Regions from separate parts of the Homo sapiens genome. Here region 1 is linked to region 2. The links are chromatin loops, found by intact Hi-C in ENCODE. Cell type or tissue: CD14-positive monocyte. All regions are shown on one strand. Each heading gives the region's core, and the rest is flanking DNA. Links, peaks and the distances in the headings are about the cores only.

Region 1 (2,919 bases), core at 100-2,599, 86 kb after region 2:
CTCAGGTAATACGCCTGCCTTGGCCTCCCAAAGTGCTGGGATTACAGGCGTGAGCCACCATGCCTGGCCGGTTTTTCTTTCTTTTTTACTTTTATTTTACGTTGAGGGGTACATGGGCAGGTTATGTAGGTAAATGGGGGTTTGTTTACATATATTTTGTCACTCAGGTACTAAGCCTAGTACCCAATAGTTATTTTTTTTCTGATCCTCTCCCTCCTCCCACCCTCCAGCTTCCAAAAGGCCCCAGTGTCTGTTCTCCTCTTTGTGTTCATGTGTTCTCATCATTTAGCTCCCACTTAGAAGTGAAAACAGGTGGTATTTGGTTTTCTGTTCCTGCATTAGTTTTCTAAGGATAACGGCCTGCAGCTCCATCCATGTTCCTGCCAAAGACATGATCTCATTCTTTTCTATGGTTGCATAGTATTCCATGGTGTATATGTACCATGTTTTCTTTATCCAATCAGTCATTGATGGGCATTTAGGTTGGTTCCACATCTTTACTGTTGTGAATAGTGCTGCAACAAACATTCGCATGCATGTGTCTTTATGGTAGAATGATTTATATTCCTTTGGGTATATCCGGGATCTACTGGTTTCAATATCCACCTCTTCTCCTCTAGGCCCAGAAAACAGGTTAATTTCTGATGGCTTTTAAGTGTCAGCCCTATAGGACCCATTCTCACTTGACACCAGGTATCTCCACTCCAGATGCCCTTCCCCCTACCAGGTTTTACTTGAAAAGCACAACATGAGTGGCTTGGGCCAAATGTGGCCATAGGTCCTTCAACAAATGTTGAGTGAGTGTGACCCTTGGAGCAGAAAGTTGACAGGGATCTGACACATGGCTCGTCCCCCAGAGGCTCTCACTGCTCTCTTAGCTGGAAGAACTTCAAACTCTCAGACAGTGGAAAATTCAGTCTGTTCCAAGCAGGAGACACAAATGTGCTCTTAAAATTCATACTGGCGTTTGGAACTGCCCAGGGTATTATAAATATAATCGTTCTGAAGTGTGAGTGTGTGTCAGGGAGAGAAAGAGATGGAGAGAGAGAGAGAGACAGACAGAGTGTGTGTGTGTGTGTGTGTGTGTGTGTTTGTGTGTGTGTGTGTGTGTGTGTGTGACGACAGAAAGGAAAGTGAGAGCAGACCCAGGGCCAGCAAGTATCCATGCCAAGAACACAAGGCCAAGCCCAGAGAAGAATGTCCACCAGATGCCCAGTGACTACATTTTGGATTTTCTACTGCTTCCTCCTCAGAGAAAAGGGGGGAAATAAATTAGAGAGAACGCAAAGGGAGAGAGAGAGTGAGCAAGATGGGTGGGGATGGAGAGAGAAAGGAACAGGAAGTGGGAGCCTTACTAAACATAGAGCAAGAGGCCCAGACTGAGAGAGAGAGGCTGTCAGAATGAGGAACTACTGAGAGATCACAGGCTTCTCCACCAGTTACAAGTGATTAATATCTACATTTATTGTGTTTTGAAGCCATCAAGTTCTATGTCCAAATGACCCCACCCCTCCCATAATGCAGCACCAAGACTAATCCACCATCCACAGGGCATTCTGTTTCCTGCCAAACAGATGGGGCTTATTGAGGTTGGTCTTACACAGCCTCTTCCAGGTCTTGGACACACGCTGGCCAGCCTCTGTGGCTGAGGAATAGAATAAAGTTAAGTGAACTGACCCTACACGTGGGCCCCTATGACCTTCATTGCTCTTGAACTAACTGAGCTGACCAGCCAGCCTGAAGCAACATGGCCCCAGGGCAGGGGCTCTTAACCTTTTATGCACCAGGCTTCCTTTGGCAGGCTGGTAAAGCCACAGACTCCCTTCTCAGAATAATGTTATTAGGCATAAAATGAAATACATAAAGCTACAAAGGAAATCAGTTACAACATCAAATATTTTAAAGATTACAAATACAGTAATATTTTTACTCTTTTATCAGTGCTTTAAATAATAGGATCTGGTGAGAGGTCAAATAACAACCATCATTTCAAAGAGTGATGAGAGAAGGAGTGTTTCCATTGTCTACAACAACTACCAGGTGATATGAAAAGATCTGTTATTTCTGTGGCAAGAGTCATAGGCGCTGCTAATACCAGTGCAGTTTCTTGCCTACATTCTTAATAGAAACAAAAAGCTAGATTTCAGTGAGAGGTTAGATAAAATAAAGATGCAATTTTTCCCCATCCAAATTTATGAACCAGAACAAAGGCAATAAAAGGAAGGGAGCTGCAACAACAGTAATCGTAGTGACAAAGCAACATCTGCTACAAGAACAACAGCAAAAAATGGCTGCCATCTCTGCTCTGTATCAGGCCCTGGGTTAAATGCTTTCTACTCATCTTTCTCTTTCATTCTGAGGGAGGCATCATTTTGCCCACTTTACAGATGAGGAAACTGAGGCTTTAGGACATTAGGGAACTTGTCTAGGACCATAGCCAATAAGTAGCTGTGGCAAGAATGGAAGTCAAGGCTGTCTGACACTGAAGGCCACATTCGCTGTGCACTGTGTCTTCAGAAAGAGATAGGGTGTGTGTGTGTGTGTGTGTGTGAGAGAGAGAGAGAGAGAGAGAGAGAGAGAGAAAGCTGTTTCCTTTTTCTCATTCATGCCAGAAGAATTGGACTGGTTTAAGCATCTATACTTTCACCCATCTTGACTATCCATTTCCATCTTTTTAATGTTTGCTCTTTTCAGTTCAAAGACCCTTATGCTTCATACATTCATAGCCAGTACATATATGTTGGGTACTGGCTATGTTTACTGACACCAAAAATTCAAAGATAAATATGTTCTCTGACTTTCAGGAAGCTTATAACTTATTGGAGAAAACAGATATGCAAACAGATAAATTATAATATGCAGCAATTAGAATTCAAGGTAATTTGCACAATAAGGAGAATTTATTGACTCATATAACTG
Region 2 (2,919 bases), core at 137-2,636:
AAGCAAGCCAACTCCTATGACTGCTGAAGTGAGCGCTCTAAAAGAGAGAGTATTCTTGGAGGAGGGAGCCCCGTGGTGGGTAAACAAACTGAGAAACTTAGCTAACCAAACTTGCAAGAATGATCAGTCTCTTTATAATTTACGGTTACCAAGAATTGGCATGTAACCCAAAATGTCAACTTATTATCAAGGAGATACTATCATTATCCTACTGATGGAATATCTTCCCAGTAACAATGATATTGGTATTCATTAACCAGGATTCTTCCTTCCCAGAAACAAGGAATCAGATTAGCAATGAGAAGGATATTTGTTGTGTATCAACATGGAGAATTTAAAGGTCTTGAAGCATATATCCTCTAGATATGAAAAATCCAAACGAACTATCTCTCTTCCACAGTGGAGTGTATCTATTTGGTGCAAAAGTAATTGCAGTTTTTGCCATTAAAAGCAATGGCAAAAACAGCAATTACTTTTGCACCAGCCTAGTATCTAATCCCCAGACTATTAATATCTACCAAAGTGTGTCTGTCATCTATGAAAATTACTGGTAAAGTCTGTGAAAATTTTCACTGAAGGTCAGCAAAGGCACTATTATCTCATGCTGGAGAAGTTACAAGTGAATACTAGTACTAGTAACTAGTATTCATTAATACTAGTTAGCTTTGTACACTACAGTTCCATGGCAGAGACAGCTTACTGAAAATATGCCCCAGTTCAGGGTTGGCAAATACATAGCACATGTGCTGTCCCCATCCCTTCCCATACTCTTGGCAGACATCACTAATTGATCACTACACTCTTCCTTCATTGAGTCTTACAGTTCTTCCCAACACAGCTCTATATGCAGCACTACCAATCCTGGCCCTGAGCTCCAGAAGAAGAATTAGGAAGCAAGGCATGTGCAGGTTTCTCACAGGGAGGTTAAGGACTACATGGAACTAAGTGCATTATTTCAAGTTCATTTTGATAGCTTGCTGTTAGAAGGTTAATGTTGTTGCCTGCTGCTCCTTACTGTAAACCCCTAGGTCCTGACTACCGAGGGGATATCAAGGGCTCTATGTTGGCTTTGGTTTTTCTCCTCTCCAGTGTTACAATATGGAGATGCCTACGTCTTACTTACACAGAACGAATTGTTCACCATCATTTTGTCAGTGAATGTATGTTTTAGAAGTCAGTTACTATGGGTGCAGCACACCAGCATGGCACATGTATACATATGTAACTAACCTGCACATTGTGCACATGTACCCTAAAACTTAAAGTATAATAATAATAATTAAAAAAAAAAAAAATAAAATAAAAAGAAGTCAGTTACATATTTAAGCTTCCCTTGGCTCTTTGCCACTTCCACTAGAGGGCGCCACTGAAAAGGAAAGGAGGTAAAACTAAAGGGAAGCCATTTTTCTCCTTAGTGCCTTTCTGTTGCCTCTGCTCAGCCTTACCATCCAGAAGAGGAAGTCCTCAACCAGTCTGCACAGCCTCTGGTGTACCACGGACATAGCACTCTCCACACAAACAGAAACATCTCTTGCTATACTTGCCCTTCTCCTCTGATCCCAAACACCCTTCATTCATCTCAATCACTTTCCCATGGACTTGTTTTCCTTCTTTCATTAGAACCAGAGCTCCATGAGGGCAAAGCTGGTCTTTGTCTTCCCATACCATTATGGTGCCTGGCACAGAGTAGGTCTTCCATACACAGTTGTGTGTTACAAACCTCATGTGCTGAAAAATCACAAGCCTCTTATTCAAGGTGACAGAAATGGAAACCACACCACCTTATTAAGTCGTAGCAAATTTTCCACAACTTCATAAGCATGTGCTTGGACCCTGCTTTCTAATTCTTCAAACCAGGAAATAACTCCCACATGGGCACTAGTGTTCTGCTCTTCTACACAGTGGAATTAAGCTTCTTAACTCCGCATCTATAAGGTTTGATACAAAAGGAAACTCTATTGTCATTTAACCTGACGTTCTAGCAGTTTTCCTTGAAGTTCTCACAGGAGAACTTTGGGGACAATCCTCTCATCAAAATGATTTCTAGCTGCTACCCTTCTCCCACCTTGAAATTCTTAAAGTTTCTTGCCCCCTTGTTGACTTTAATTATGTTCTTCCAATAGCCTTGTAAAATTGAGCAAGTTCCCGACAGCATTTTGAAAGGCCCTGTGAGCTCCCTGGTCAGCATTTTCAATCTCTAATTATAAATCTGCCTGATGGCTTTCACTTAATACTTCTAAGGTGGGGCTGAGGGTAATTGATGGTTTTGAAGCTAGCTCTTTAATAGCAGCCGTCAATGTATCAAGGCTTAATTTCTTTCATGATCTCAGAGAAGTTGCTGCAAGTGGTGAGGAACTTATGTTATCATCCATCCTAGGAAAACAGAGAGATTTTATTAGAGTGTAGTGAAATATTTATAAGAACATTAGAGCTTGTGGGACTCAAGAACTGACTTCACCTCAAACTTTCATTTGCATACTTGCTTCCAGGGAAATCTATTATGGGATGGCCTGGATATATCACTTTAAAAATCCTGCTTTTAATGAACAAATGAGAAAAGGTGAGTAGTTTTCTCTAGAAAGAACATTTTTCTCACCCACTGTCTTCCCGGAAAGATAAAAATATGCTCAAAATATAGCATAGAAATAAAGGGACTATTTTGAAACAGAGACGAAAACATTTTAACTCAAGAAAGAAACGTCAGTGATGATGGAGGATTTCCTTAACAAGAAGAAGAGGCTTCACTGTTTGTTCACAAAGAAACTCGGTCTCTCAGTCTTTAGTTGTGACTTTCTGTTTTACCGAACTATTATTTTAATTGTGGCTTCTCTGTGTTCTCGTTGCCTTCCCGTAACATTTCCATGTTACTTTGTTGGTACTCATTGTCCTTCTGACAAGCCATGTCAGTCTCTTCCACAC

What was found. Hi-C counts contacts between places; a loop is a spot of excess contacts. Peaks named below come from ENCODE experiments on the same cell type or tissue, not always from the same donor. Only the 100,000 strongest peaks of a DNase experiment are listed, where the experiment ranks them.
Region 1: a loop joins it to region 2, with 2.5 times the contacts of the local background. A loop is called at or near these places in 3 of 110 quality-filtered maps.

Annotation. Positions count from the first base shown.
Region 1 is chr12:93,183,196-93,186,114 of GRCh38, forward strand. The region is part of intron 3 of LOC643339 (a long non-coding RNA gene); the gene reads right to left. Among named protein-coding and RNA genes, the nearest start is that of LINC02412, 10 kb to the left of the region's middle. RefSeq lists an enhancer at 1,191-1,340. In CD14-positive monocyte, for the core only: no CTCF peak of the experiment used is centred there; a DNase peak (open chromatin) is centred at 1,376; H3K4me3 peaks cover 1,474 bases; H3K27ac peaks cover 2,104 bases.
Region 2 is chr12:93,096,844-93,099,762 of GRCh38, forward strand. All of the region lies in intron 3 of LOC643339 (a long non-coding RNA gene), which reads right to left. It overlaps LOC105369908 (a long non-coding RNA gene), which reads left to right. Exons shown (of 4, transcript NR_188219.1): 3 at 2,490-2,560. Among named protein-coding and RNA genes, the nearest start is that of LINC02412, 76 kb to the right of the region's middle. RefSeq lists an enhancer at 1,490-1,739. In CD14-positive monocyte, for the core only: CTCF peaks have their summits at 1,298 and 1,499; a DNase peak (open chromatin) is centred at 1,408; H3K4me3 peaks cover 420 bases; H3K27ac peaks cover 518 bases.